Linked DNA regions of Homo sapiens: regions 1 and 2 are each linked to region 3. The links are chromatin loops, found by intact Hi-C in ENCODE. Cell type or tissue: chondrocyte. All regions are shown on one strand. Links, peaks and the distances in the headings refer to the core of each region. The heading gives the core; the rest is flanking DNA. Region 1 has its middle 36 kb from the start of SORBS2. Region 2 overlaps SORBS2 (sorbin and SH3 domain containing 2). Region 3 has its middle 120 kb from the start of SORBS2.

Region 1 (10,319 bases), core at 2,383-7,382, 86 kb before region 3:
CAACTTGATCAGATTTGTGTTGAAAAATAGTCACTAGAGAAACCAGCCCATGGAAGCAAACAGAGAAGGTAGGAGTGATGGAGTAAATATTAAAAATATTAAATTTGGCCGGGTGCAGTGGCCCATGCCTGTAATCCCAGCACTCTGGGAGGCCAAGGTAGGCGGATCATGAGTTCAGGAGATCGAGACCATTTTGGCCAACATGGTGAAACCCTGTCTCTACTAAAATACAAAAAATTAGCCAGGCATGGTAGTATATGCCTGTAGTACCAGCTACTCAGGAGGCTGAGGCAAGGGAATCGCTTGGGCCCAGGAGGCGGAGGTTGCAGTGAGCCAAGATCACACCACTGTACTCCAGCCTGGCGACAGAGAAAGACTGTCTAAAAAAAAAAAAAAAAAAATTAAATTTAACATGCTTCTAGGACAGGCAGCTGGCAGGCAATTAGATAAATAAGACTGCTGGAGAAGGTCTGGGACTGAATATGGAATTAGGAGTCCGTACATGGGTGACACTGGGTACACCATGAGTATATGCAATAACACAGGGAGTGTGGGTAGAAAGAACAGAGCACTGAGTTATGGAAGACTTTGTAGAACAACTACCCTGAAAGGCAGCTGCAGGAAAAGGCCCCCACAAAAGGAGGATGATTCAATGGGAATCCGGAGAGTGTGGGGTCACAAAAGTCTAGGTAGTTTCACTAAGAGAAAGCAAAACAGCAGTTAACACAGGACTGAGATTGGGAACAAGGAAAAGGTATCCACTTTCACCATTCCTATTCATTATTGTATTGGAGGTTCTAGCTGTAGCAATTAGATTTAAAAAACCCAGGATATATATAGAATAAAAGAGAAATAAAACGGTTTTTATTCATAGATGACAAAATTGTCTACATAGAAAATCTCAAAGATATGCAAACAAGCTACTAGAATTAATAAAGGAGCTTAACAAGATTGCAGGATATAAGTAAATATAGAAAAATCAATAATTCCATATGGTAGAAATAAACAATAGAAAATGAAGATTAATAAGCAATACCATTTGCAGTAGCACTGAAAAAATACTTAGAAATAAATCTAACAAGATACATGTAAGCTTTGTATGCTGAAAACTATAAATTATTAGTTATAACTATAAATTATTAATGAAACTAAGTAAGACCTGAAAGATGGAGAGATATATCATGTTCATGGATGAGAAAACTCAGTTGTGTTAAGATATCCATTCTCTCCAAATAGATCTTAGATTCAGTGCAATAAATCCCAATTAAAATTCAATTTCCATCAAAATCCCAGCAAGCTATTTTTTGAAATGGGAAATTTTATTCTAAATTTGTATGAAAAATCAAAGAAAGTAGAATAGCCTAAGCAATGTTGAGAAAGAAGACAAAGTTGGAGGCCTTACCTACCTGATTTCATGACCTCACTGTAAACCTACAGTGTTGAAGACTGTACACTCTATGAGTATATGAGATAACACATCCCTTCCTTGGAGGAAGGCAGTTCACATAGATCAGTGGGAGAGAACAGAACCCACACCTTCAACACAAGTGCTAAGGCAATTCAATGGAGAAAGGACAGTCTTGCTAAACAAAGACTGGAACCATATGTGTAAAAATGAACACTGATAAATACACTGGACCCTATACAAAAAGATTAACTTGGAATGGGTCATAGAGCTAAATGTAAAACTCAAAACTATAAAGCTAACAACAGAAAGACAAAGAACCCAATTCAAAAATGGGCAAAGGGCTCAAAGAGACATTTCTCTAAAGAGGATATGCGAATGATCGGCAGACACACGAAAAGATGCCCAACAGCGTTGGTCACCAGTGAAATGCAAAACACACCCACAATAAGAGAGCACTTCACACCCATGAGAATGACAATAACAACAACAACAGCAAAACCAGAAAATAACAGATGTTGCTAAGGATGTGAAGAAACTTGAATACTCATATACGGCTGGAGGGATGTGAAACGGTACAGCTACTGTGGAAAACAGTTTCATGATTCCACAATAAATTAAACACAGAATTGTCATATGACCCAGAAATTCTACTCCTGTGTAAAAAGTGAACACAGATCTTCAAACAAAACTTGTACACCGATGCTCACAGCGGCATTATTTACAAGAGCCAAAAGGTAGAAACAAACCAAATGCCCACCAATTAATGAATGAATAAAGAAAAGATGGCATATTCATACATTGAAATATTATTAAGCCATAAAAGGGAATGAAGTACTGATACATGCTCCAAGATGTAGAAACCTTGAGAACTTATGCTAAATGAAAGAGTGAGACACGAAAGACTATATGTAACACGATTCCATTCCATTTATACGAAACACTCAGAAGAGGCAAATCCATACAGGCAGGAAGTAAATTAGTGCCTGCCTGGGGCTGGCGAAAGAGAAGAATGGGGATTGGCTGCTTAGTGGGTATGGGGTTTTTAGGGATGATGAAAATGCTTTTTTTTTTTTTTGGACAGGGTCTTGCTCTGTCACCCAGGCTGGAGTGCAGCAGGGTGATCATGACTCACTGCAGCCTCATCCTCCTGGGCTCAAATGATTCTCCCACCTCAGCCCCCCTAGTACCTGGGACTACTAGTGGACACCACCACCCCCCAGCTAATTTTTTATTTTTAATTTTTTGTAGAGACAGAGTCCCACGAGGTTGCCCAGGTTGGTCTCCAACTTCCCGGCTCAAGCGATCCTCCCACCTTGGCCTCCCAAAGTGCTGGTGTTACAGGTGTGAGCCACTGTGCCTGGCCATGAAAATGTTTTTGAAGTAGATAGTGATGTTGGTTTTGCAATATTGTGAAGGTAGTGAATATCACTGAATTACATACTTTAAAGTGGTTAAAATGGTAATTTTAATATTATGTGCATTTTGCAACAATAAAAAAATCTGTAAACCTTATAGAAGAAAACAAAGGAGAAAGTCTTTGTAAATTTGGGTTAGAAAAAATGCTTTATATTGCACACAAATTGCACAAGCCATAAAAGGAAAAATTAACACACTGGACTTGATCACAGTTAAAATACTCTGCTAAATAAAAGGGAAACCACAGAAAGGGAGAAAATATTCACAAAATATGTATCTGATAATAGGCTGGTATACAGAATATATAAAGAATGTACACAACTCAACAATAATAAAACAAACAACCCAATTTAAAAAAAGAAGCAAAAAAATAGGCAAAAGTTTTGAACAGGTACTTTAACCAAAGAGGAGATGCAGATCTAAATATGGACATGATAAATGCTCAGTACCATTAATCATTAGGAAAATGCAAATGAAAACTATTACACACCTTTCAACTGGCCAAAATATAAACAAAACAAAATCTGACAATATCAAATGCTGACAAGGATGTGGAGCAACAGGAGCTCTCATTCACTGCTAGTGGTGATGCAAAATAGTACAGACTCCTTGGAAGATCGTTTCTGATACTGTTAAACATAAACTTCATGCCACCTGGCAGTCCCAACTCCTTGGCATTTATCCAAGAGAAATGAAAACATATGTTCATACAAAAACCTGAAAGTGAATATTTATAGAGGCTATATTCATGGTCACTAAAACCTGGAAACAACACAAATGTCCATCACCTGGAGAGTGGATACAGAAACGATGGTACATCCATACAACAGAATGTTACTCAGCAACAAAAAGGAAAAGGCCACTGATAGTTGCAACAAATGGACGCCTCTCAAATGCATCATGCCAGTGAAAGAAGCCAGACCCAAAAGACTAAGTATTGCATGTTTCCACTAATAATACATTCTGGAAAAATAAAACTATAGGGACAGAAAGCAGATCAGGGTTTGCCAGGGGCTGGGGTCAGAAAGAAAATCAACTGAATGGGGCCAAGGACCCTTTTTGAAGAGATGAAAATTTTCTACACATTGATGTGTTGGAAGTTCTGTAATTTGATACATTTTTCAAAATTCATTTATCTGTACTCCTAAAAAAGGTGAATACTGTATATAAATTATACTTTCATAAACCTGACTTTAAAACATGACTGAGACTATCACTTGGTTAAGGCTAACCAAAAGGGCTTTGGCAATCCTATTGGGAACAATTTCACTGGTAAAGCCTGAAGCGAGACTGAGATAATAGCGTACATTTATTCAATGAGGTAGAAAGCAAGGCAGAGAATAGGAAGCGGGTGCTTCTGCTGAGTGCTCCATTAATCAAGTTAAACTGTTATTTCTTTCCCCCTAGGCTTGTAATTCAAACCAGGGAAAGTTTGGGAGAGAGGGGGAAGGGGGAGAATGGAGTTATGATTCAGAATCTCCAAGGGCATTTGTGTTTGAAAATTTTATTTATGATATTTAAATTTAGAGAAAAATCCCTATTTGTCAAATAAAAACTAGGGAAAGGAAAGAATGATAACACCTTTGGTAGATGAGGATATCCAGAATAAAAACATGACTCACTGGGGCCATGCTCCCTGGGGATTCTTTGGTGTGGCGGGAGTGGCGATAGAGACAAGATTTTTTATAATAAAACATGGCAAAGGATAAAACAATTAGATAACTTCTGTCCCCAAAACTTACACTTATCTTGTGTTTAATAACAGATTCAGTGTTGATAGAGTCTGAGAGTATTCCCATCATAATGTAAGTCTGCTCCAGTGGACTTTTTACCACTTTGTGTTTGAGCCTCAATTAGTAGGAAACAATCTGTTCTAAGATAAGAAATCAAAATCTAATTTTGTTATTTCTCCCTAGTGAGTGGACACTTTCTTTGGGATTGGAGAAAAGGGACTGAATTGGTTTCCCTTTAAAATGCCTTCAGTATCTTTTGGATTGGTGCACCAAATTCTCACTCTGCCCAGTGTGGAGGTGACTGCTGAGTGCCGAAATGCCAGGACCAGAAAATCAAGCTGAACACATGCGTCAATGGTGAACAATTATAGCTCAGAATCCATCCTCGCAGGATCTGGGGTCCCTGTGATTGTATCATCCAGACATACATCCTCCTCTCCTCCCAACTGCAGCAAGTCCAAGCCAGATCTCGCAGGATGAGTAAGCGACATATGGCATGTGTGAAATTCCACTCCACCCTGTTGCCCTTCCCAGAGCTGCTGTAGACGGCAGCAACGATTATAGCAACCTTGACTCCATAAGGAATGTGACAATTTAAACCCTGCAGACTGTTTAGCAATGAGTTATTCCAAGCAGTAAGTTGTACCCTAGAGCCCTGGAATGAACTGAAGAAGCACTGGGCTCACATCTTAGGAGATCTGTTCATCAGGTAGAAACTGGCTTCATCGGCAAGGATTGAGATTTTTCTGCTATCGTTTTTGATGGCTAGTCTCATCAAAGAGCAAACAGCATGTCTCAGATTACAGCTATCAGTCCTTTGGCATTCCGCAGGCTTCTCACATTCATGCCGAGTCGCAGGGCTGACCTGGCCTGAATTGTGGGATCTGAACTCTCCCAGAAATTTAAGAACCCCCAAATTTGTCCCCAGGTCATGGTTTGGGATTGGGGCCACCCAGAAAATTCGACAGACTCAGAGACTCCTTGAGAATGATGCTTTAAGCTGCAGTCTCAGATACCCCGAAATTATATGAGTACAGTGGAATGGAGGCAGAGAAGGGGATGCGCGGTGATGACTTTTTCATAAAGGCCCTAGGATCCAGGTCAAGTCTGTAGTGGTCCCCATGATGATTCTGGGCTTCAAGGGTATTCTGGGGAAAGCCAACCTGCAGGGATTCCTGAGTGCCTTTAACCACAGAACCCCTAATATCATGGAATAAAAGAGAAGTAAAAGTTATTGGACAAGGAATGGTAACTTTTAGTTCATGAAATCCTTTGTGACACACCATCTCAACTTTTGCTTTGGCAAATTTTTTTTCCATGTCAACAACTGCTGTGACTGATTTTGAAACCAGGAAATCAACTTGAATGCAAATAAAAATTCAAATGGATGCAAATTTATGAAAGGTAAACTTTTAAAAAAGTCTTAGAAAAACTGTCACACAAATGAAGATTCTAGTATTCTAGTGGTTCAGAATTAAGTCCAGGTTTTAAATGTTCTTTATAAGGATATCTCTTTTTTTTTTTTTTTTTTTTTTTTTTTTTTTTTTTTTTTTTAAGAGGCAGGGTCTCCATACATTGCTCAGGCTAGACTCAAACTCTTGGGCTCAATGGATCCCCCTACCTCAGCCTCCCAAGTAGCTGGGACTACAGGCAGCCACCACCATACCTGTCTAGGACATTTCTTGACATAGTTTGAGCCTTTTATCTGACGGTTAAGTCTGCTGGGTTCAGTACTGTTTCATTTCTATAGATAATATATCCTAAACATTTTCAAGTTACTTGAGATTATTAGATGCAGTGAGATGAACCAAACTAAAATATCTCTTGTAGCCCTTTCACTAGCTGTGGCTTATTTATATTAAAGAAGCACACAGTAGTGACACATCTGTGACACAGGGACTTGACAGCTGCTAGGTGGTACGAAAAGGTTGGTTGTTTTGTTTATTTTGGACAATGCCCATCAATCACGAGAATGATGTTAGAACCACCTCTTATATAGCTGGCCCTTACTGAAACAAGCACTGTTGTTCCAGGACCCTGTCAGATTAGGGCTCCATCAGACTGAAAGAGTAGCTTTTTCCTGCTCAGGGTCTAATAAAGCTCCTGGCATCTTGGCACACCCTTGTTGACCCTGTTGCCATTCTAGAGAGCAGACACTACCCAGTGGAGCCACCAGAGCTTCCCCAAACCCACTGCGAATTCCGACTTGAGACACTGCAAGGCTCAGCCCATTGTATTTTGAAGTAGGATTTTCCTTAATGAAAAAAGTCTTTTTCATTATTTCTGTCCAATCGACAGATAAAGAATTTATGAATTCCAAGTCACAAACTGGGTTAGATTGTCGCCTGCCACTCTTCCTCTCCCTGCCATTTTTTTTTTTTTGAGATTCTGAGAATTTTCCCATTATAAAATAAGTCCACTCCAGTGCAGATAATTCCTCACTCACATGCTCTGAAATTCTTGCTTCTGCCTAAACCCTGTCCTGTCTCTGTGATTACTCTTTTAGACATAATCTTTGTGGCTTCACCCCTTGTTGCAGAATAAGACAGTAGCCCAGCAGGCCACACTCTCACAGGGGCAGGCCTGGGACTTTGCCTATAAAATAGAAAATCAGCTGCCCATTTTTTCAATTCCAATGAATGTGTAACTATCAAAGAGCTTATTCCATCTGGTCCTGTTCACAGAAGACTGAGAGACGACAGACAGGAATGTTGATGGCCAAACCACTTAATTTCTATTGAGTCTAAAAAAGAAATGAAGAACAGTTCTAGGCTGCCAGAAAACAGAAGATAAGCATATGGTTGTTAAAATTACAAGAACAACTGGGGCAGAGGAGACAAGCTGCTTGCAATGGCGTAAGGATTTCTACGTTGCGTTTTGATCCACACCCACCCTGGCAATGACTGCTATTGCATAAGCCTTCAATTCTTCAGGCCTGTGCAGATACTGATTTAGAATTGGTCTCTGGCTTGTTATGAAACGAAGCTCTTTCATGGCACAAATGTGGAGCAGAGGCGAACCTGGTTTGAAGATGCCTATGAGACCTATATTCTCATCCTGCCCCTCGGGCATGAGTCACCACTTCCCCCTAAAATATGGAAAAATGCTAAAGTGACTTTCATGTGGGATGTACAATTGGTAATGACTGAGTTGGGAAAAACACACAACTCCCTGAACTATCCACATGCCATGAGTTCTCAAGGCAGTCTTGCTGAGATATTATAGGAAGTCTAACATTCTGCTGACTTGTCCCATATGTCGAGAGTCTAACAATTTTACAAACAAGTTGTTAGAGGGAAAGAGGACAGTGTCTTCATGGTTGTCAGAGAGACCCAAGCAAATGACAGCATGTAGCTCCTTGGTATCCTGGCATCACTGGCCTTGGAAAATTTTGCTGCAATGATAGCTCTGTTCTCCTACATCAAAATAGGGACTTAATGAATTTGATTTGTGAGTGCTATTAAAAACCCATCTTCTCTTCTTTGAACAAGTAAGCCTGGTCAACTGCCTGTGCTGAAAACCACTGAAGTGTGTATATCATATGTTTTACAAGACTCTAGTTCTATTGAGTCGGGTTGAAATATGCTTAAGAGCATGTGATGGTTAATTTTAATGCATCAACTTGACTGGGCTATGGGATGCCCAGATAGCTGGTGAAACGTGATTTCTGAGTGTGTCTGTGAGGGTGTTTCTGGAAGAGATGAGCATTTGAATTGATAGACTTGAATAAAAAAGATCCACCTTACCCAGGGTGTGTGGGCATCATCTCATCTGTTGAGGGCCTGAATAGAATGAAAAGGCACACGAGGGTAAATTCACTCCCTCTCAGGTTGAATTGGGACACCTATCTATCTCCCGCCCTCAGATGTTGGTGCTTCTGGTTCTTGGGCTCTCAGACTCAGACTGAGACACCAACGGCTTTCCTGGTTCTCCAGCTTGCAGACAGCAGATCGTGGGATTTCCTGGCTGCCATAATCACATGAAGCAATTTCTATAATAAATCTCCATATTTATGTATAAAACATATATTCTCTGGGGACCCTCGGCTGATACCAGGTGCACTTGTTAAAAATCATTTAGAGTGGAGAAGATGAGTAGCTTATCTTTCATATTTTGCCTCTGACATGGCTATTGTTAAACTCGGAAAACCTGTATCTTCCCAGACATGAAGAAATTCACCTTCAACTACCACAAAGACCATGATTTGGTGTTTACAAGTTTATTTAGAAACAGGTATTTTTTAAAGTGGTTCCATATTCTTTTACGTTCCTTTAAGGAAATATAATAATATGATTATAAAGGAAAGGTGGATTGACTCACGGTCATCTCTATGAGACAGGAATAAGCAAGGGGTTGCACTTACAAGCTGTCCTTTTGGGATTTTTTTAAAATCATATTCACATATATATATATTACATCGTGTAAAAGACTTGTGATGGTTAATACTGAGTGCCAACTTGATTGGCTTGAAGAATGCAAAGTGTTAATCCTGGGTGTGTCTGTGAGGGTGTTGCCAAAGGAGATTAACATTTGAGTCAGTGGGCTGGGAAGGCAGACCCACCCTTAATCTGGGTGGGCACCATCTAATCAGCTGCCAGCACGGCCAGAATAAAAAGCAGGCAGAGGAATGTGAAAAGACTAGACTGGCTTAGCCTCCCAGCCTTCATCTTTCTCCCATGCTAGATGCTTCCTGCCCTCGAACATCAGACTCCAAGTCCTTCAGTTTTGAGACTCAGACTGGCTCTCCTTACCCCTCAAGCTTACAGACAGCCTATTGTGGGGCCTTGTGACTGTGTAAATTAATACTTAATAAACTCCCATATATGTATCCTATTAGTTCTGTCCCTCTACAGAACCCTGACTAATATAAGACTGTAGAGAAAAACTTCATGTATGTAACAGGGACCCTTGCATAACATAGAGCTTAGCTTATACCAGAAGATAATTGTTTGATGAATGAACAAATCCTTTCAGGGTACAATAATTCAAAGCTTTTAATACGTTTAGCATAGCAACAAAAATCCATGGAGTCAACACAGCTACAGGCAGCCGATCCCTGTAAACATCCCCAGGGCACTCTCTAAAACTGTAAATTCGGCTCCTATTTTTTACATTCTAACACACCCTCTGTTAAGGCCACTAAGTCACTCATCTCTCAGGCAGGATGAAACAGAAAATAGCTTAAGGACTAGCGCTTTCAGCCCATTGCTGTAGGTTCACCAACCTCAATGCTACCTCTTATTCTAGACTGGTATCTGCAGAGTGAGATACTATTCTCTCTAGTCCCAGATCATATGCTTCTTCCATAGGTATAGGTAAGGTCACCAACCAAAAAATGGAGTCCATACTCTGACAAATACAATCATATTCATGGGAACATTTTAATTTGAGTCTATCCTAGAAAACTCAGGTCATTTGGTTGTTTTGTAGTGTTATGTTCCACGGTTTTGATATGGCTGTAGCTTTCTAGAGATTTCCTTGAATGATAGGAAAAATTTTAAAGAGAAAAACTGATTTCCACATTCGAGTTGCACTTCAGATGGAATTTGTGGGCTGCCAAATTCTAGCCTCTGCGGTAGGTTATTCTGCTCACAGCTCTTTCTAATATTCAGTAGAGCGGGCTTCTCAAGTCCACCCACGACCCCAAGAGTAGAGGCATGTGGACTGAAACCATGGTGTCTGGGAAGAGTTGGCACACAATGTTTTTGTGGTTTCTCTTTTTGTTTACTTGAATTAACATAAAAACAGTGCTTTAAATCATT
Region 2 (10,319 bases), core at 3,151-8,150, 140 kb before region 3:
TGGTTGCAGAGGAGGGGTTCAGTAGGCTGTTGTTGCTGTTTACCTCTTTTTCCTACTACACTGCAGGCTCCTTGAGGATAGGATTCCTTTAAAAACAAAATACAACCAGTTCCCAGCACAGTGGCTGGTCGCTAGAATGTACTGAGTGAATATACACCAAATAAAGCAAGACAGGGATACTTTGAATGGAAAGATCAAACAACAGCAATAATGAATAGCAGGCTTGACTTGTTTAAGTGAAAATGGTTAAGAGAGACTGGCGTGGACAAACTGAACTGATGCATTGGGGAACAGATTAAGTAAAAAGTACGTAAAAGACAACATCTTCTTCACACACATATTTAGAAGGGAAAGATAAGCCGTAAGGGACAGAGAAACTGTTATACGACCCGAGGGGATTATAAATAGCATCCTTAAATGGGGCTATTTCTATATAGCCTCTCTATTTTTTACTTTGTAGAAAGATTGAATGACTTTGACCTATGATTTCTGAGAGCTCTGTCTGATTTCTTTTTTAATTTACAAAAGTTTTTATATAAAATTCAGGTCTTCTCATTTCTCTCTGAGCCTCCCTCCTCCCATCTGTCTCCACCCTATCCTAAGTGCCTCCACTTTGGGTACTCTTGGGTTTTATGGCTAAATCCAGCAACGCAGATTGTGGGCGGGCAGGTTTCCCGTATTGTTCCTACCGCCCATTTCTCTACAGCATTTCTTAAATAGGGCCTAGTCTGGAGACTTTCAGGACGAGTGTTATAGTTCTCACTTTTCATTTAACCTTGAATCATAGCTGGAAAGCACATTACGAAACCTAGGTAATCATCCCCTACACATTTTGAAAATTTGGGAGCAGAAGATGATTTTACAGGTAAAGCCATGACCAGCGCCAGGGTCTAAGAAACATTGTTGCGGCGAATGGGCAGGTGACATCACATGGCGCAGGCAGCATGTTCCAGATCCAGATCTGAGATGGGAGAGGGCTTTCCACGGGGCCTGCCGGGCTGTTCCGTGAGCACCAGGGCTGCTCCAGCGCCAGCTGCTGCTTTGTTCTGCCTGGGAGCAGCTTTGTCGGAGACTTGCTACTCAAACCCCTCATGAACTAAATGAGCTGTTAATGCTGTTCGCAATCGTAGACTCATTGAAGTGTCAGGTGGTAGCATCAATGGAGCAACAGAAAGAGGTTTTCATAGAGAAAGAAAAGAGATACCGACAGAGAAAATGGGGTTTGCAATAATTTCAGTAAGAATGGATTCAGCGGGGGAAAGAAATTAATAGGCTATATCCTAAAAAGAAAAACAAATAAAATTTGGTGCTTCAAAGTTTCAAATTAGGCACATTTCAGTTGAGTCATAGCCAGACACTCAAGTACGGCAGTGTGATCTCAGAATCAGTCAACTATCAAAGGAGAATAGCACCATTTAAGATAATTAGAAAAATGACTTCAGAAATGAGATAATCTCAGAGAGGAATTATTCGTACAAGGCTCGCTGGTGAAACTTCTGAAAAAGAGAACCTTGCAGCTGAGTTCACTTTATAGCATTATATTAGGGTATACTTATTTGGTGAATTTTATAATTATACCCTGTAATGAATCTTACCTGCAAAGACAGAGAAAGACTCAATTCAAGCCACCCTTCTATTTGCATATATAACGTTGGGTAAGAGAAGAAGGAATTGGAAAGCTCTTCACCAACGGTGCCCATCACTGTGGCCAAACGTGGGTTCTAAATTGCAGAGCCTCCACCATTCTGCAACTTGAACTCTGTTTTCGTGTTACAGATTAAGATCTATCCACTTGGCCTATTTTAAAAACAGTTGCACACATTTGAACACACCTTCGAGACTCCAAATTGGACTTCTGTACCACCTTCTATTTTCGGTAACCACAAGGGTGCTGGAAATTCAAGTACTAACAAACGCCACGACCTACAAACTTAAGAACATGAGCTGGAGAATACATGATTCCTGGGCCGCAGAACACACCTGCGCTCTGGACTCCAATTATTCTTTGGGGCGTTTGACTTACAGATCAAGGACCAGGTCAGGTCATCTTTGTTTGGGATGTTTATACTCTTTTTTGTGAAGTCTTCAACATTGCATTGCTCTTTTTCTTAACACTCAAAAGTCAGCTTAAGATCCAGTGTTAAAGCTTATTTTTGTGTTTCTTTGAGATTAATATGATATTTCCATTTTCCATGAGAAATGAGACTGCCTTCCTTCTACTCTTAAGCAGTCCTGTAGAGAACTCCTAATACTCATTCATCTCCACTCACCTTATCCAGATTCGAATTAGCTACAAAGGTACTCAGGGATTCTATGCAATAATTATTCAAAATAAAGTCATAACAATTTTATTATTTAGCAAAGTATAATTTATGAAATAAATCATATTTATAAGTATAATTAATATATAATTGTGTATTAGATAATAGAGTAATTGCTTATCAAATATGGAATATATTTATATATAATCAAGAAATTAAATATAATTTCTTATAATGTTTAAATATAAATTATTAAATATAATTTTAGCAAATAAAGTCATAATTTCATTCTATAGTCTCCTCTATTTTTATGTTTAAATGGATACATTGGTGTCCTCAGAATATACCATTTTTTTACAACAGAATCATTCAAGAGAGACATTATAACTTTTTAATTCTCTTGATTTTTAATGCAATATTTCATTAAACTCCTTTTAAGCATTAGAAGTTTTTGAAAATGTGCCAGGTGAGGTATTGTTAGGTAATTTTGCTGCTATTCTTGCTTCTTGACCATTTTCTCACTGTTTTAGTGCATTTGGAAATGAGTTTGACCCTAAGTTTCTTCCTACCTATATAAATACTTAGAAACTCTTGTACTGTTTCCAAATCAACTGGAGCAGTGCCTCCATGGGCTACATTTGCCGTTATCTGTTTCACTGAGAAACAATATATCTACTGTAGTTAAAAAGTTCATGAATGGTCCTTGCTAATTTCTAGGCTGTTGAAACATGTCTCTAATTTCACAGATTTTGAGGAGGCAAGAGATCTGGAGTTTTATTTCTTTTTTTTTTTAATAGCATAGTGTTGGATTTATTCAGGATATGAGAAGACAGTCATCTGCGCACAACACATTTGCTATGAAAAAAAATTGTTAAACTACACTTATCTCCACTCACTGCTTCAGTGGTTATGTTAACTTTGTCCTGAGAGTAGCTAGCATTGGGGTAAGATGTAAAACACAAAAATAATGATGTATTATTCGATCAGTCTATTAACCCATACTGATTAGTGGCCACACTCAAAAAGACATATTGTAGCGAAAACATTCCCAATTCTCACTCACATGATAACCACCCTGGCTCTACAAGTACAATACGTGTATCTTTGCCACTTATCTGTTGAATGTGTACTAATAGCTTCCTCCAATGAATAAGGACTCTAAACTTCAGGGATCATTACAAGGTACCTGAGGAGCTGGGCGACTCTACAGTTGGAATTATTTTCACATTAAAAGAGCCAAGAAATCTATGAACTCATATTTTACTCAATTTATTTGTGCAGCCATATATAAATAGATGGTCTATTCATGTAAAAGAAACTATTATTTCAATTCTAAGAATGTTAACTTCATTATTCATAAACTAGTCCATTGGTCTGATAAGAAAGCATCTCTCATCTCACAGACAAATACTCTAAAATATGTTTATCACTAAACAACTGGCTTTATTTAGGGAACAATTCAAGATTCCCTGATCACATTTTCTGAAATGATCCAATTTTGTCACTCAGCATTGACTCTGTACCACAGAAATTGCATTCCTGTTCCACATTGTGTCAATGGAAAGGAAGGCTGATTTTGGTACTTAGCTATGAATATTCCATACTCTCTGTTCTCTGAAAAATGTGAACATTGAGTAGAAAATCATGAGTATGGGGGAAAAATAATAAAATATATGAATGTGCTTTTAAGAGCATGGCAATGTAGTGAGGCTTATTAAAATGCCACTTTTCATAAACAATTTAAAAAGTTTCTCTAAGTACTAATTTGGGAAAGTATGCTAATTTTCAATACTTAAAACCTACATCTGTTTAAATTAGAATGAGCACATTTTTGCCACATGTCACATTTTATTACCATGCAATGGTAAGTATAAATTTACCACCTACATAAGAACAAAATATGGGCAATACATTTATGAATACATTAAATGTTTAAGAAAAAGCTTTTCTGCACTTCATATGATCTTGTTTTGTTTGTACAGACTCATGTTTGTGAGCTGGGCAAGTTAGCTTCAGATATAAGGTATACATAGACCTTGGGTGTGGAAGGTCCAGGAGGGCCATGACTTCTGTTTTATTCATATAGCACAGTGCCTGCCCCATAGAAAAAACCTAGCTCACAGTGGAGAAAAGTGAATGATGGAATAATGGACGTACAAAGCCAGCCAAGGTGAGGCTGTACAGTGTTTATCATAAACAGTGGATGTTCTGAAGATGACCTCTTGACTTGTTTTTTATTTTTCTTACTCTAAGTGCCTCGGGTGAACTCTTTCACCTAGCATGTTAGGACTAATCTGCAACGTGGAATTTATTATAAAAGTGAGTGCTCATACTTGATATTTGTCACACTAGATACTCTTAAAAATGTGAAAAAAATAAGATTGTTTTTCCCCCACAAGTACATGCCGTCAGAGTAACCATTTTCTTCTTTAGATCAGAGTGCTAATAGTCAACAAAGGGAAATTGTTCAACATGTACAGAGCCCCAAGACTCTGGATTCCTTTTAAACTCCATGTGAACTGTATTTGGTTCCAAAGTAGAGCTAATCATTCTTAATCCAGGGGTAAAACCACCACTGCCAGTAAACAGACAGGCCCCCTGGCATTGAAGATCAAGTTGGTGATGATCAGTTTTCTAATGGGACAGCTTCTAAATAATGTCCCAATTTAAAATTGATGCAAATTTTGATAATGGAAATTGACAAAATGTTTATATTCAGAGGGTTAAAAATTTGTTTTCTATTGCTTAGTCTTGTGGCATCCTAGTTAGATGTCTAAACATGATTGGTGCTACCTAAATTTCCTTTGGCCCCATTCTAGATACATCTCCTTATTTTGAAATTTTCATAACGTTAAGTAGATTTAGAAAATATGGGACGGCGTGGTGGCTTACGCCTATAATCCCAGCACTCGGGAGGCCAAGATGGGAGGATCACCTGAGGTCAAGAGTTTGAAACCAGCCTGGCCAATATGGTGAAACCCCGTCTCTACTAAAAATACAAAAATTAGCTGGGTGTGGTGGCAGGTGCCTGTAATCTCAGCTCCTCAGGAGGTTGAGGCAGGAGAATTGCTTGAACCCAGGAGGCAGAGGCTGCAGTTAGCTGAGATCATGCCACTGCACTCCGACCTGGGCGACAGGGTGCGACTCCATCGAAAAGAAAAGAAAAGAAAAGAAAGAAGAGAGAGAGAGGGAGGGAGGGAAGGAAGGAAGGAAGGAAGGGGAGGAGGGAAGGAAGGAAGGAAAGAAAATATGAACAAGCAAAGAGAAGAAAATAAATCTTCAGAAAAAAAATTGTTGACATCCTAGACTGTTTTTTTTCTTCCTCCCTCTTTTTATTGTCGTGCTATTTCTGATCTTGAGGATACGGAAATTTGGTGTTCACTTATAAATAACGGTTTCCATAGAGCCCATGAGCAAAAAATACAGAGAGAATGATAAAATGAGAAATGTAACATTTTCTTTTGGCTGATCTGTAGTTCCCACAAATGGGCAGTCTAGAAAACTGTTGACAGTGCAGGGTTTGGAATGTGGCCGACTCAAGCTGGAATCCCACTTTCCCCACATGTGTGACCCTGTGCAAGTTGTTTAACTTCTCTGCGCCTGTTTCCTCTTCTGTAAAATGAGAATAATGTACTCATCAGAGCGTTTGTGTGAATAGTCAATGAGAGGTATTTAAAGAATTTGGCACGCTGCCTGACACACTGTGCATTGAATGAATGGTGGCCATTATTATTATTTATAAGAATACTTACTGTTATTTTACTTTCTTAACTAACCCTGCAGATCGCAAAGCTCCAATACCATGTGATGTGAAGACTCATTTTAGATCAGCCCAAGAAAAACACCATTAAGCAGGTAAATCCAAATTCTGTTGGGAAAAGATCATATGATGCATTCTCAAGCAAGTGCTTCAGGATTGTGGCACTGCAGTCTCTACTAGCCTAGGCAGTGGCAGGATGGCTGTTCTTTGGGAATAAGGTCTTTAGAAAACAGTGAGCTCCCACATTCTATCCTGTCATCATTTTTGCCGTGAATACTCCACATAATTTATCTCCAGATGATTAGTTTGCCTTAGTGCAATGTAATTAATTGGGACCAGAAGATACAAGAGTGTGTTTGTTATACTCTAATGAAGTTTCTTTGAGTTTTAAGTTGGACTTCAACAGTTAAAGAACAACATGATCACGGAAAGTCAAATGGATTGTATATTAAGAAGATTTTTATTTATTTATCTATTATGGAAATTTATTTTTATTCTGTGTATTTTTTTATTTTTGACCCAGTTGAGCCTTGTTTGGTCAATACCTCTGGGAGATCTTGACAAAACAAAGCGTGTCTGGGCCAAAGATTTCCTTTCCATCTCTGGGGATTTTTTTTATTGATGATGAAGTTATTATGGACTGAGAGCCAGTTATGTGCCAGGCCCTGTGAGGTATCCTTTGCACAAATTACTTCATATAAGAGAACGACTGGTCCTATGATCTATGCACAGCATCCTTCTTTTACAGAGACCAAGCCTGTGGTTGAAAGATATGGAGTCACATGGCAGCGGCCACACCTCCTCGAAAGCTAAATCCATGACTGGGCCTTGGTCCCCGCAGGCTCCTGCCTGGCCTGCCCCTTCCTGTCCTGCAAAATTGGAAGGACATTGGTGCAGAATTGGAGGAGCCCTGCCTTTGACAAGGCACATACAAAGGGAAAGTCTGTCAAAAAGCATTTGTTTTACTTTCTTTTTTAAAAGAAAAAAAAATACTGTTATTTACTGACTTTTAAAACTAAGTGACCAAACATTGGTGACATAAAATTGTTTCTTAAGTATAACAAATGTCACTTCAAATTGTTTTTTGGATTTTAAAAATAACCAGGTAAAGAAATGACGTTAGGGTGGGGAGAGAGGGCAGCAGAAAGAGAGTGGAGAGATGGAGAAGGAGGAGGAGGGAGGAAATCCAGGCAGTGGGTGGGGCACGGCCCCACTGATGAGTGTCTGAGCCATGGGCGCTTGGTGCTATTCAGGGAGGCAAGGTCCTATGTTCATAAATAATGTACTACAGGGACAGTTTGAAAGTGATCATTAAATTTACATTTTTAAGGCAGGGGAGTTGCAGTCACAGCCACAAATATAAAAATCTAAATAAGGTGTCTTCAAGCATTGTCCTGGGACAAGAACTGCAGATACATGGCCCAGCCTCAACTCTCTAGATATCCTGCTGATCTCAGGGAATTCAGATGGTGTTTCCTGGGTCCAGTTCTCCCCCGCCACCCCTCTGAGGAAGCCCAATCTAAAGCATCCATGTTGGATGCTTTTACCATGACAAGGTGTGGAGAAAGAGGAATTTCTATAAGTAGAATGATAATGAGGAGCTGCCAGATTTCTAGCAGGCTGGGGACTCGGTGGTTCCCCTTGACATGATGCTTCTGGGCATGACTGAGGTCCTGGGTGTGTGACTGAGGGTCAGGGTGATGGTGTCTGAGCATGATTGAAGTCCTGCCTATGTGAGGAATGTGGGAAGGATATAACAGGACTGGTGCACCCAGACCTCTGGCCTGGGGAGAAGCTGCTTTCACCTCCAGCCAGGAAGAGTGGCTCCCAGCAGCAATACCCCACAGTAACTCAAAGTCATTAATCATCTCACTAAGTAAACTGTGTTTGATTCACAGTAGGCAAGAGTGTTCACAGATGATGCCTAAAAACACAAGTAGTGTGTATAGGCGGGCTTCATGAGCTTGCAAACTGAGCATGTGCACCTGACCCTGTGCTTAGAACGGCCAGGTGTTCTGTTTGATACCCTGCTGTCATCATCTATAACTTATTCATCATACTTTTGGAATTGCCTTTTCATCTTGCGCTGGGCCCTGCAAATTTATATAGCAGATTCTTGTTGGGTAAATTTCAACAGAGATAAACAAAGTTTCCAAAGTTTCTGAGACTCCAATCTCACATCCTACACCCTCAAAAATAGAAGAAAGAGGTCGGGGCAGCTTCGGCAATTCCTTCCTCTCTCCTGCCACTGGGACAAGCTCACCTCTGCTGCACCCTCCCTGCCTCAGCAATCTTTGATCTGTACCTTCAGAGAAGGTTTTTATCCTAGTCCATCCCCAGCAGACACCTCCTGCCCAGCCTCTCTCTGAAGGTCTACATGGCAACCACGGGCTACATGTGGCTCCCGGGCACCTGCCTTGCTTGCACTGAGATGTGTTATCCTGCAAAATACACACAAGATGCGAAAAAAAAGAATGTCAAGGAAATCATTACTATTTTTTATACTTGTTGAAATCATATTTTGGCTGTACTAGGTTAAAAATATTATAAAAGTTGGTGTCATCTGTTTCCTTTTACTTTTTAAAATGTGGCTGATAGAACATTAAAAATTACATAGGTGGCTTCTCTTTGCTGCTCAATATATTTCTATTGGTCTAGACATTTTTTTTAAAACCACATATCCACCTAAGTGTTCCACCTATATCTCCATCTCAGAAAGTCTCAAACCAGTTTCACTATCTTCTTCCCCCAAAACACTTTTTCCATGTCTTGTTTTCCCAAGACAGAAACCTGGTGATTAAACCATAGCCTGCTTCTACTCCCAAATGCCAGCTGAGAACTGTTGGTTCTGTCTCCATAATCTCTCCACGCCAGCACTTTTCCCCCAGCCCTACTGTCCTGTCTCAGCTGAGCCATTCATCTTTTCTTCCTGGATTACTGTACTGTCCTCCTACAGGAAATTCCCTTATTTTTTTTAAATTTTCTTGTAGAGATGGGATCTCACTGTGTTGCCCAGGGTGGTCTCAAACTACTGGGCTCAAGTAATCCTCCTGCCTCTGCCTCTGAAAGTGTTGGGATTAACAGGCATGAGCCACCCCACCTGGCCCTATGTGAAATTCTTGAATTCATTCCCACCCTACCTCAGTGGTGCTCTCACAACAGAGAAACTATCTTATAAAGGAAATCCTATTTCACCTTCCTGCTTGAAATGTCTCACAGTTGCCCTGCCATCTGGCTCTGGTCTGCTTGCTCGATTTTACTCACTATCTCTCCATATCGGGCATCCTGCATTCCAGCCATACCAATGGCTCCCAGGGCCCTGCAGATTTATATGAAATCCATCGCTCCATGCCTGGGCGCTGTGGCCACGCTGCTCCCTGGTCACGGTGAGGCTGGGCATGCCTGGGCGCTGTGGCCACGCTGTTCCCTGGTCACGGTGGGGCTGGGCATGCCTGGGCGCTGTGGCCACGCTGTTCCCTGGTCACGGTGGGGCTGGGCATGCCTGGGCGCTGTGGCCACGCTGTTCCCTGGTCACGGTGGGGCTGGGCATGCCTGGGCTCTGTGGCCACGCTGTTCCCTGGTCACGGTGGGGCTGGGCATGCCTGGGCTCTGTGGCCACGCTGTTCCCTGGTCACGGTGGGGCTGGGCATGCCTGGGCTCTGTGGCCACGCTGTTCCCTGGTCACGGTGGGGCTGGGCATGCCTGGGCTCTGTGGCCACGCTGTTCCCTGGTCACGGTGGGGCTGGGCATGCCTGGGCTCTGTGGCCACGCTGTTCCCTGGTCACGGTGAGGCTGGGCATGCCTGGGCGCTGTGGCCACGCTGTTCCCTGGTCACGGTAGGGCTGGGCATGCCTGGGCTCTGTGGCCACGCTATTATTCCCTGGTCACAGTGGGGCTGGGCAGCTTCCAGAGCGAATGTGGACATATTCTTAGGCCCCACCTCACGCACTTCTTCAGAGAAACCTCAGAGGCTCCTCCACAAGCCACGGGTACCCCCAGATTTCCCTCACTCTATGCATCCCATGCGCCTCTAGCAACGCAGGACCACACTCGAGTAGAGCTGTCTGTGCCGAAGACTGTTTGGCAGACACTGTTTCAGATGCGTTCCAGACACTTAGGAGAGCGACTGACACAGAGCAGGGCTTGACTGATTACATCCCTCGCTCATTTCTCCCGGCCCCGTCACCTTAGTTCATGCCCAAGTTTTCCTCTTGTCGAATTCATCGACACTATCATTTCGTAATCTTTTCTTGTGCCCTTCATTTAATTTGATACTGTTACCAGTTATATATTTTTCA
Region 3 (10,319 bases), core at 2,362-7,361:
AGTGGCTCACACCTGTAATTTCATCACTTTGGGGGACCAAAGTGGAAGGATTCCTTGAGCCAAGGAGTTCAATACCAGCCTGGGCAACATAGAGAGATCCTGTCTCTATAAAAAATAAAAATTATTTGGGAGTGGTGGTATGTGCCTGTGGTCCCAGCTCATTGGGAGGCTGAGGCGGGAGGATCACTTGAGCCCAGGAGTCTGAGGCTGCAGTGAGCTATGACCCTGTTGTTGCACTCCAGCCTGAGTGGCAGAGCAAGACCCCATCTCAAAAAGAAAAAAAGAAAACATATTTCTTCTTTGTCTAACTCCCTGAACAAAGAGAAAAACTACTTTATAGACAGGTCTTGAGCACTGCGGGAGAGTCAGGCACGTGGGGCCCCAGTATCTCATGGATTTCATGTATAAGAAGCTTCTTCTTCTTTTTTTTGAGACGGAGTTTTGCTCTGTTGCCCAGGCTGGAGTGCAGTGGCGCGATCTTGGCTCACTGCAAGCTCTGCCTCCTGGGTTCATGCCATTCTCCTGCCTCATCCTCCCGAGTAGCTGGGACTACAGGCGCCTGCCACCACGCCTGGCTAATTATTTTGTATTTTTAGTAGAGACGGGGTTTCACCGTGTTAGCCAGGATGGTCTTGATCTCCTGACCTCGTGATCCGCCCACCTCGGCCTCCTAAAGTGCTGGGATTCCAGGCGTGAGCCACCGCGCCTGGCCAAGAAGGTTCTTCTTTCCAGCTTTCTTCAGGGATCATGCAGGTATCTTCAAAGTCTAAGATGCTAGGAAGTCATGGGCACTGTGTTGAAATAGAGGGCGTATGCCTTACATAAACACATCCAAACTCTTATGGTAACAAACTGTGCTGGCCAAAGGAAAAACTACTGTCATTCAGGCCACGAGTTTGCAACTCCTGGTTTATCACAATTATAGTGATATTCCTTTAAACTAAACATTTGGATGTAATCTTTTTCCACCTATAGAAAGAGAAATCACCCTTATAACAGTGGTTTTAAAACTTTAGTTTACACAAGAATCCTATGACGAGCTTGTTACCACTGTGGGTTCCTGGGCAGCACCTCACAAGATTTCTGGGTCTGCAAGTCTGGGATAAACATCTCTGAGACAGGTGACCCAGGCTTCCACAAGCGCTGAAGGAATTTGGATTCATTCCAACCAGTTAACACTCAGAGGGTGTCAATCCAGTTCTGAGAAACTTCAAGAAATCAACCTCACATGATGTAGAAAGATTCAATCTGTAAATCATCATAGCTCTTCTTTCCAAAGTCTTTTATAATTGAGTTTAAAGCAGAGTACAAGCAAATATCTCATTTGTATGATCCATCAAAGGTCAATTGTTTTCATTATGATAGCAAAGAGGTTTTATTTGTTGTTTTTTGTTGGGTTTTTTTTTTTTTTTTGAGACAGAGTCTCACTCTGTTGCTAGACTGGAGTGCAGTGGTGCAATCTCGACTCACTGACTCACTGGAACCTCCGCCTCCCGGGTTCAAGAGATTCTCCTGCCTCAGCCTCCCGAATAGCTGGGACTACAGGCATGCACCACCACGCCCAGCTGATTTTTGTATTTTTAGTAGAGTTGGGGTTTCACCATGTTGGCCAGGATGGTCTCGATCTCTTGACCTCGTGATCCACCTGCCTTGGCCCCTCAAAGTGCTGGGATTACAGGCATGAGCCACTGTGCCTGGCCGCAAAGAGATTTTTAAAAGCCTGATTTTGGGCGTGTGTGACACTATGGGTTGAATCTCATATTCTGCTATTGACGGGGATGAACTTGGGCAGTTTATTTCACTCTCAAGCCTCAGCTCAGCCATGGATAAAATGGAGATAAGAAAAGAAATGACTGCACGATGTGGTTGTGAGGAGTCAATGAGGCAATGTACAGAAAGCACTTACCATGCATGGCACACACGAGGGCAGAACAAATGTGTGTTATCTTTGTCACTACTTTTCTACAAGAATCAGAACAGGATGCTAACAACATATGAAACTGATAATTCTGCACTTGTTTTCAGGGATATTTTAAATGGTCACCTCCTCATCCCCCAAACATAACAAGAAAACCCCATAGAATTACAGTTTTTATTACTTTATGTTAGTGAATAAAACTTGTATCTCTATTATAACACTAGGATAGAGGTTTTTTTGTTTTGTTTTGTTTTGTTTTGTTTGAGATGGAGTCTCACTGTCTCCCAGGCTGGAGTGCAGTGGTGCGATCTCGGCTCACTGCAAGCTCCACCACCCGGGTTCACGCTATTCTCCTGCCTCAGCCTCCCGAGTAGCTGGGACTACAGGCGACCGCCACCACCACGCCCGGCTAATTTTTTGTATTTTTTAGTACAGACAGGGTTTCACCGTGTTAGCCAGGATGGTCTCGATCTCCTGACCTCGTGATCCGCCTGCCTCGGCCTCCCAAAGTGCTGGGATTACAGGTGTGAGCCACTGCTCCCGGCCCTGGATAGAGTTTTAAACTGGGGGATTTTGAATCCTTTCAGCTCTCTCTGTTTTGATAAGATATTTCTCCTTATCACTATCTTATGTTATTCTGAAGGTGTAACTCATGAAATATGATCTGTCCCCTCCTCCAATGCTATCCACTTGTTTCCAAGCAATGAAAAATCATAGTTTCTATATTCTTCTTATAAAATAAAAAGAAGCAGAATTCTGTGATGGAAAAAGTAATAATGACTTGTATACGAATTCTGTGGATTTTTACTTCTCCCTTAATTAATGCATCAATGCTACATATTTTTATAAAACACTAAGTCCCTGTGAAATGTATGTGCCTCTAAAAACTCAATGCATTGATATACCTACCCTATTGAAATGGATAATTTCATTAATAGTAAGTTAGAGAATGCTGATTAAATGAAGAAAACACATGAATATATTTAAAGTGATGATATCTTCACTTTTTATGGTATAATTATAAGTATATGAACAATTCTACACAGAATTACATACATTATGATCACATTAGATAATTTATCATTATGATTCATCATTTTTATGCTAAACAGAGAAGGAAAAAGGAAGCAAGACAATAAGGAGGGTATGGGGGAAAATGAGAAGGAAGAGGAGAATCCATCTACTAGCAAATGTTTATTGACCAACTACTATATACTCATGATTTCAGGAGCCAAGGAGAAAAGTTTTACCTTGGAAAAGCTTATGGTCTAATTATAATAACTCTTTTACTGCTAGAGAAAAAAATATTCATGACACTTGTTAAGGACACACAGATTTTATGAGGGGGGACACCACAAGGAGGTTTGTAGTTGGGAAGAGTGACTGAGCTCAACTCCAACTACAAGGACGAGCGGAGACTGATGGCCAAGAAGCAGGCTGCGGGTGAGCAGATGGAAAATTACTAAGTGGGAACATCAAGGCCGGGGGTTATTACTAGGCTGACTCAAAAATAATCTTGTTGAAGGCAGGCCAGGGTGATAAGATACCAAGGCTAGGGGATGAGGCATTTGATCAGGTACCAAGGGGGATCAGACCCCAAGTGCAGGGGACTTTCATTAAACTGACGCAGCAGGATTCTTGCTGAAATTAGACTAAATGGGCCAAGGACAGACCAGAGTGAGGTTAGGGAGAGAGTCACTGTCAATACAAAAAATAAAGAAAAGAAAGAAAGAAAAAGACAGGAGAGGCAGAGACAGACAGACACACACACATGCACACATGCAGAAAGAGAAGAAAGATAACAAGGACATGTAAGTAAATGGTCTAGCCTCTAAGTTTACAGGAGTTAAGAGAAAGTGAGTAAAAGTGTGTGGAAAAGAATTCTTATATGAGATTGCCCTAGAGTACATCTTAAGGGAAGAACCTGTCTCTCTCTCTCTCTCTCTCTCTCTATATATATATATATAGATAGATATAGATATAGATACAGATATATATTTAGTGTGTGTGTTTATTATATATTTATTTATATATGTGTGTGTTTATTATATACACATAATAAACACACACCTTGGTAAACCACTTGGAGGAAGGGGCCCCAAGATCATGAGGAAATGAGCTGACTCAGAAGCAGCTGAACAGCAATGCTTGCGGGATTAGGAGGCATTTGTCAGAGGGGCAGCTACGAAGGGGGCAGTGGAGGGAAAAAAGGATGGATCCCCTGATATACTGAAGAAATCTTGCAAAGGACAGTGGAGGGTAGAGAGTAGGGTGTTAAGTCAACTTTTAATAACCACACACGGTTTTGACATGTCCACTGCTGCTTGTCTGCAAGCAGAAGTGGCGTGATTCGATGATAGTCTTACTTCTGGATGGCAAGGATGATTTTTTGGCCAGACAATACTGTTATCATTAACAACAACAAAATCCCCACACATTAAGTACTGGGTTGGCTGAAAACAGACCTATACCAAATCAACACCTCACCATTAAGGAGCTAAGCCTACCGCACGGCATTTTCTCTTTAGCCAGAGCCAAGATTTTATGAGAAAATATGAAGAGAACAGAGAGTTGCCGGAATGCAATGTCACTGCATTGCAGGGCTGTATTTGTTGGCAAGCATCTGAGACCAGCCTCTGCAAACTGCTGTAGGCAGGGCCTGGCCTAAAGCGGATGAGCCCCCCTGGGGCTCGGTTGCCCTGGCCACACCATGATCCTTCTCTATGACTTACCCTCTGAAGAAAACACAGCTTTTCCTAGCAGCTAAAAAACAGTTTCTCTAGACTTTTATCTTCCATGATAAATGCAGATGTTTAAGGGTCATTTTGTAAATTATCCTTCTACAATGTTTTCAGTTCTCAATAATCAACTACTTGATACTCACGAGAAAAGCAGAATTCTTCTTAAGCCTTCTGATTCAAAATGCTTCTCCTAAAAATGTCTTCCTCTGCTAATAAAGTGTTTCACATCATTACAACACGGAGAAAACATGTAGATCCCAGGCAGTCCAGGCTATGATGAATATCTCCAGCTTTTCAGAAAGACAAAGTTGATTCCACATCACTGTGACTCCTAATGACCAGTTGTCTCAAGGGAGGTCTGAGTCACAGTCCCAGCAGTGTCTCCAAAGGCAGTACGGTGCTCATGGATAATTACAGTTTCATATGTTGGTAAAAACACAATCCACCCAGTGATCTCATGTCTACTCGAACGTTACAGCAGTTCTAGAGTATCGCTGTAGAATCATCGTGAACTGTGGTATTTTGCAGTAACCATTAAAGTACAACAGTGTTTGAATCATCTGTGGGTCTATTCGTCTGCTTGGGCTGTGATAACAAAGTACCACAGACAGGATGGCTTAAACATCCTGTGAGAAATGCATCCTGTGAGAAATGCATTATCTCACAGTTCTGAAGGCTGGAAGCCTGAGATCAAGGTTATAGCAGACTGGTTCCTTCTGAGGCTGTGCGGGAGAGTCTGTTGCTTGCCTTTCCCCTTGCTGGCCGTCTTTGGCTTCCTTGGCTTGTAGACGCATCACCTGGATCTCTGCCTTCATCTTTGCACGGTATTCCCCTTGCGCGTGTGTCCATGTCCAAACTTCCCCTTTTTATAAACAAGGACACCACTTATATTGGATCAAATGCCCACCCCACTCCAAAATGACCTAATCTTACCTAATCTGTTAATTTACCAGCCACTCATTTCCCAAAAAAAGTCACATACGTAGGTACTGGAGGTTAAGACTTCAGAATATGAATTGGAAAGGAAACAGAATTTAGCCAATATCAGTGGCATTTCAGTGAAAGTAGGCCACCTGATATGAAGACCCTTCTTGAAAAGATTACAGAGCTTAGGAACATAAGTTGACCTCCAACTGGCTTTAAAGTCTCTCTATAGATGGCCTGCTAAGCTGCACACTTTCCAGAGACTGTGGTTTTGTTCTCAATCAAAAGTCTTTCCTTCAAAGCATTTTTCCCCATAGGAAAAAATAAAATCTTTAGGGAAGACACATCCGTCAACTTTTCCCAGTAGGTTTCATTTAAAGTCCCTCTCTGGTTGGCACTTTTGCTGACTGATTTCTCTTTTAACCCTCATGTCTTTTCCCGCATGCCATTGTTGGATAATATAGCAATTCGAACACTGTTTGAATAACAATCTAGAGGACAAGAGCCTTTCCTGCTTTCATTCATTTATTCATTCCACAGATGATTTTCAGAACCGCTCTTCATGGCGTGACCTCTGTAAGCCCTTCAGGATAAAACATGAATAAGGCACTGTCCCTGCCACGCAAAGGCTTGCACTCACCAGTGAAACAGAATGAAGACACCCTTCTAGAATAAAGGCATCCAATTTGCTTTTGTTTAGAAAACTCTCACCCTTCCACAAAGCAATATGAGATTTTACATATTAAAGAACAAAAAAATTTTGGTCAATCACGGTGGCTCACACCTGTAATCCCAGCACTTTGGGAGGCCGAGACAGGTGGATCACCTGAGGTCAGGAGTTCGACACCAGCCTGGCCAACATGAGGAAACCCCAGCTCTACTAAAAATACAAAAAACAACAACAACAACAACAACAAATTAGCCAGACATGGTGGCGGGCCCCTGTAATTCCAGCTACGTGGGAGGTTGAGGCAAGAGAATCGCTTGAACCCGGGAGGCGGAGGCTGCAGTGAGCTGAGGTTGCACCACTGGACTCCAGCCTGGGCAACAGTGAGACTCCATCTCAAAAAAAAAAAAAAAATGAGAGAGAAATCAAGGCAGTTGCTGACATTCAACTCTAATCAGATACTCAAGACGGGGTCTGTCTTTCTAAACACTGTTCTGTGGCCCCCTCTGTGCATCCCTAGACTGCTCAAGGAGAAGATGCTTGATCATGGCTCTTCGGGATAGTTTGTTACTGAGTCAGGTCGCTTCTCCATAATTTGCACTTTAGGTGTTTTGGATAGTACCTTCTATGTATGAAATATGTTCTGCCTTTCTGTTCCAAGTCAAATCATTACAGATATCAAAATCAGCCAACAATCAAGGCTAATGTAGCTCTTTCCCCAGTTCTTAAGAAAAATCCAAAGAAACACAGTTTGTACCCACAAACCAATAGGCAATGTATCAGTTAGTAAAACCCGATCCAAATTCAATAACTGAGAAGTTTTTCTGGTCCTTAAGGCACAAGGGGTTCAATCCCAAGTATCTACTATTTCCACAAGCTTCTGTCCCACCATAAAGGGGCTGAGTCTCAGCTATCAATACCACATTTTAAATTTATTATTTTATGCTTAAATATCACTTATCTGTAACAAGAAACTCAAAACTAAGCCATGGGAGATAACACGTTTAAGAGACTCCTTGACTTTTGCATCAGTTTTCTCTGCCCCCATAAGCTTGTTGAGATATAAAGCAAGATAATGGCAAACACAAAAATGTCTCTCACTATGTCCCAGCACTATTCCAAGTGCTATAGCAATATTAAGACATTAGATCATTAGAACAAACTCCACCAAAAGGCCAACATTTTACCATGAGTAGCCATTGTTAGTACCCAAGAACTAGTTCTTTAGACATACCAACTTTAACTAGGGTATTGATAGGGCTAATTATCACCAATTTGAAGCTGTCCAGTTAAAACCTAGAACGGTGGGCTGTTTTTGAGATATGTATATGGGTGGAAAACATGATTTACTCTCCACAGAGACACCAATAATCAATCAGAGCCGTAGTTGGTAACACAGAGCATCATGGGAGAATGTGGAAAAGAGACACAGGCTGCCTTTGAAAATTAAGTGGGAGAGTAGTGAACAGGTATGTTTTCTTTTTCTTTGTGACATGGTCTCACTGTCACCCAGGCTGGAGTGCATTGGTATGATCTCGGCTCACTGCAGCCTCTTTCTCCCAGGCTCAAGTGATTCTCCTGCCTCAGCCTCCTGAGTAGTTGGGATTACAGGTGTGCACCACCATGCCTGGCTAAGTTTTGTGTTTTTTGTAAAGATGAGGTTTCACCATGTTGCATGTTGGACAGGCTGGTCCTGAACTCCTGAGCTCAAGTGATTAGCCCGACTCGGCCTCCCAAACTACTGAGATGACAGGCGTGAGCCATTGCACCTGGCCAACGGTAAGTTTTCAATGAGGAGACACGTGCTATTCAAACTTAGTCCCATATTTAGTTGTGCGAAGAGAAGTAAATATAAAGCCTTCACAAGAAAAGCACCAAGGCACATGGTTTATCCTGGCTCTGGTTGGCTCCAGTTTCACCCACCCTCCATCCCTGCAACAAATATTTATTGATGGCCAACTGAGAGTGGGCAGTATCCTCAGTTCCAAAACTACAAAGGCTGAATGCAGTTGCACATAGGCAATGGGTACTGAAACCATCAATTACACAAAGTTATAAAGTACGTATGGGAACTCACAAACAGGATATTTAGGAGAAGGAGGTGGTGGGAAGCTTTCAAGACAGAGAATTGAATGTTCATAAGTGTGACATATTCAGAAATTAATTTTTAAAGTAAATTTCCTCAAATCTAATCTAAATTTTAATTCTGAATTCTTCAAGCTGACCCTTGCCACCATTGATAATAGTGTGATAACCATAAATCCCATATTTCTGATCATTCCCAGTTTTGAGTATTCTGTCTCTTTGTCAAGTCACATGTCCCAATTTTAGGGCTAGAAAACATGGTCATCACGTTGATTAGAAATGCAATTTACAGAAGATTTCCCTTTCCGTCTGCTTCTAAGACTATGCAAGAGTCTCCTTTCACCTCCCACACTCAGCTTCTGCTCTCACTACCAACAGCACAGCATGCACGGCACGGCACAGCATGGCACGGGCTGTCAGTTTCACTGAAGGTGGAAATTCCTCAAGAATGCCTAATTAGAATGTTTTAAAAAATAAATTCAGCTTCTTAGACAGTAAGAGGACTACCTTCTAAAAGATTACATAGCACAGTTATTTTAATTCCAAATGTAATTGAAATTCCACTCAGAATTGTCTTCTTGAATGACAAGTCATTCTATTTCAACAATGACATTGACTGATTTTAATTATGACATGGTTTCCTGTCAGCCTGGTGCTTGAACCCGATTTTAAGGAAAACTCATTCATCTCGTGCTTCTGCCAGTGAGTGAGTGAGTGAGTGAGTGAGTGAGTGCTTCACGAGAACTGGAGGAGCATGTTTCCTACGCTTTGAGAAATACATGTGACCTTTTGAAAAGTATATCAAGTTCTGCATTGTACTAGCAGTCTCACCGTGGGTGAGGCAATTTCTTGAAACTTCTGTTTATTTACTCTTACAGTGAGATAGGTTCAATTTTTCTTAACAGAGCTATTGTTAGGGTGAAATGAAGTAGCTGCTTAGCCATGTATCTGAATCCAAGATTTTTGCTCTTTATTGACACCATAATGCCTCAATCTTAAGGTTGATGGGCACTAAAGTGCTTAACTTCAGAAGTGGAGAACTCCATATTTCCTGAGCCCAGGAACAAATGCACTAAATCCTTCGTCAAAAAGTACCTCTAGGTCTGTCCTCCTGCCCCAAAGTGATGAAAGATGCATTTAGCAGGGCTCTACATCCTTGGTTCAGTCCTCCTACAGGCTCCTGATTCGAAAGCTCACCAAGTGATGCCTCATTAAAACCACTTTATTTTAGCTGGAAGTGGAGGGGAGGGGGAAATGAGGAATGAGGAAGCAATGAACACAGAATGATGTGAAGAGGGATGCTGCCTCAGCAGGGACCGGCATCCAGCCCCACAGGTGCTGTGCTGTGGAGTCGGCTCCAGCATCTACTCCTTTCTGTGCTATGTAAGTGGAGAATTACACATCTCTTCAGAGTTGGAATATCTTCTCCTCTCTGCCCCTTCAAACTCAGTGTCATCTTTGGAAATAGCAGCTCACACCACTACTGCTGTTCAGAGACTGTCAGTGGCTGCCTGCCTCCTAGGTTTTAGAGAAATCATTCTTTTTTTTTTTTTTTTTTTGAGATGGGGTCTTGCTCTGTCACCCAGGCTGGAGTGCAGTGGCATGATCTCGGCCCACTGCAACCCCCACCTCCCGGTTCAAGTGATTCTCCTGTGAGTAGCTGGGATTACAGGCACCTGCCACCATGTCCAGCTAATTTTTGTATTTTTTGTAGCGATGAGGCTTCACCAGGTTGGCCAGGCTAGTCTCGAACTTCGGACCTCAGGTCATCCACCCGCCTCGGCCTCCCAAAGTGCTGAGATTACAGGCGTGAGCCACCACGCCTGACCAAGAAATTATTCTTAACATTTTGTAGTTCAGATATTCTTTTGATAATCTAGGGGAACCTAGGATCCTCTCACCCAGAAAAATGTAGACACATACACACACACACACACACACACACACACACACACACACACACCCTTTTATTCTAGTTCCATGC

The links. Peaks named below come from ENCODE experiments on the same cell type or tissue, not always from the same donor. Only the 100,000 strongest peaks of a DNase experiment are listed, where the experiment ranks them.
Region 1: a loop joins it to region 3, with 3.0 times the contacts of the local background. A loop is called at or near these places in 1 of 110 quality-filtered maps.
Region 2: it touches region 3 in a loop (2.5-fold over the local background); 1 of 110 quality-filtered maps calls a loop at or near these places.

What each region holds. Positions count from the first base shown.
Region 1 is chr4:185,842,549-185,852,867 of GRCh38, forward strand. It overlaps a transcript of SORBS2 not described here. Among named protein-coding and RNA genes, the nearest start is that of SORBS2, 36 kb to the left of the region's middle. In chondrocyte, for the core only: no CTCF peak of the experiment used is centred there; no DNase peak of the experiment used is centred there.
Region 2 is chr4:185,787,080-185,797,398 of GRCh38, forward strand. All of the region lies in intron 1 of SORBS2 (sorbin and SH3 domain containing 2), which reads right to left. Among named protein-coding and RNA genes, the nearest start is that of SORBS2, 20 kb to the right of the region's middle. RefSeq lists enhancers at 9,101-9,617, 9,618-10,133. In chondrocyte, for the core only: no CTCF peak of the experiment used is centred there; no DNase peak of the experiment used is centred there.
Region 3 is chr4:185,928,134-185,938,452 of GRCh38, forward strand. It overlaps a transcript of SORBS2 not described here. Among named protein-coding and RNA genes, the nearest start is that of SORBS2, 120 kb to the left of the region's middle. In chondrocyte, for the core only: no CTCF peak of the experiment used is centred there; a DNase peak (open chromatin) is centred at 4,574.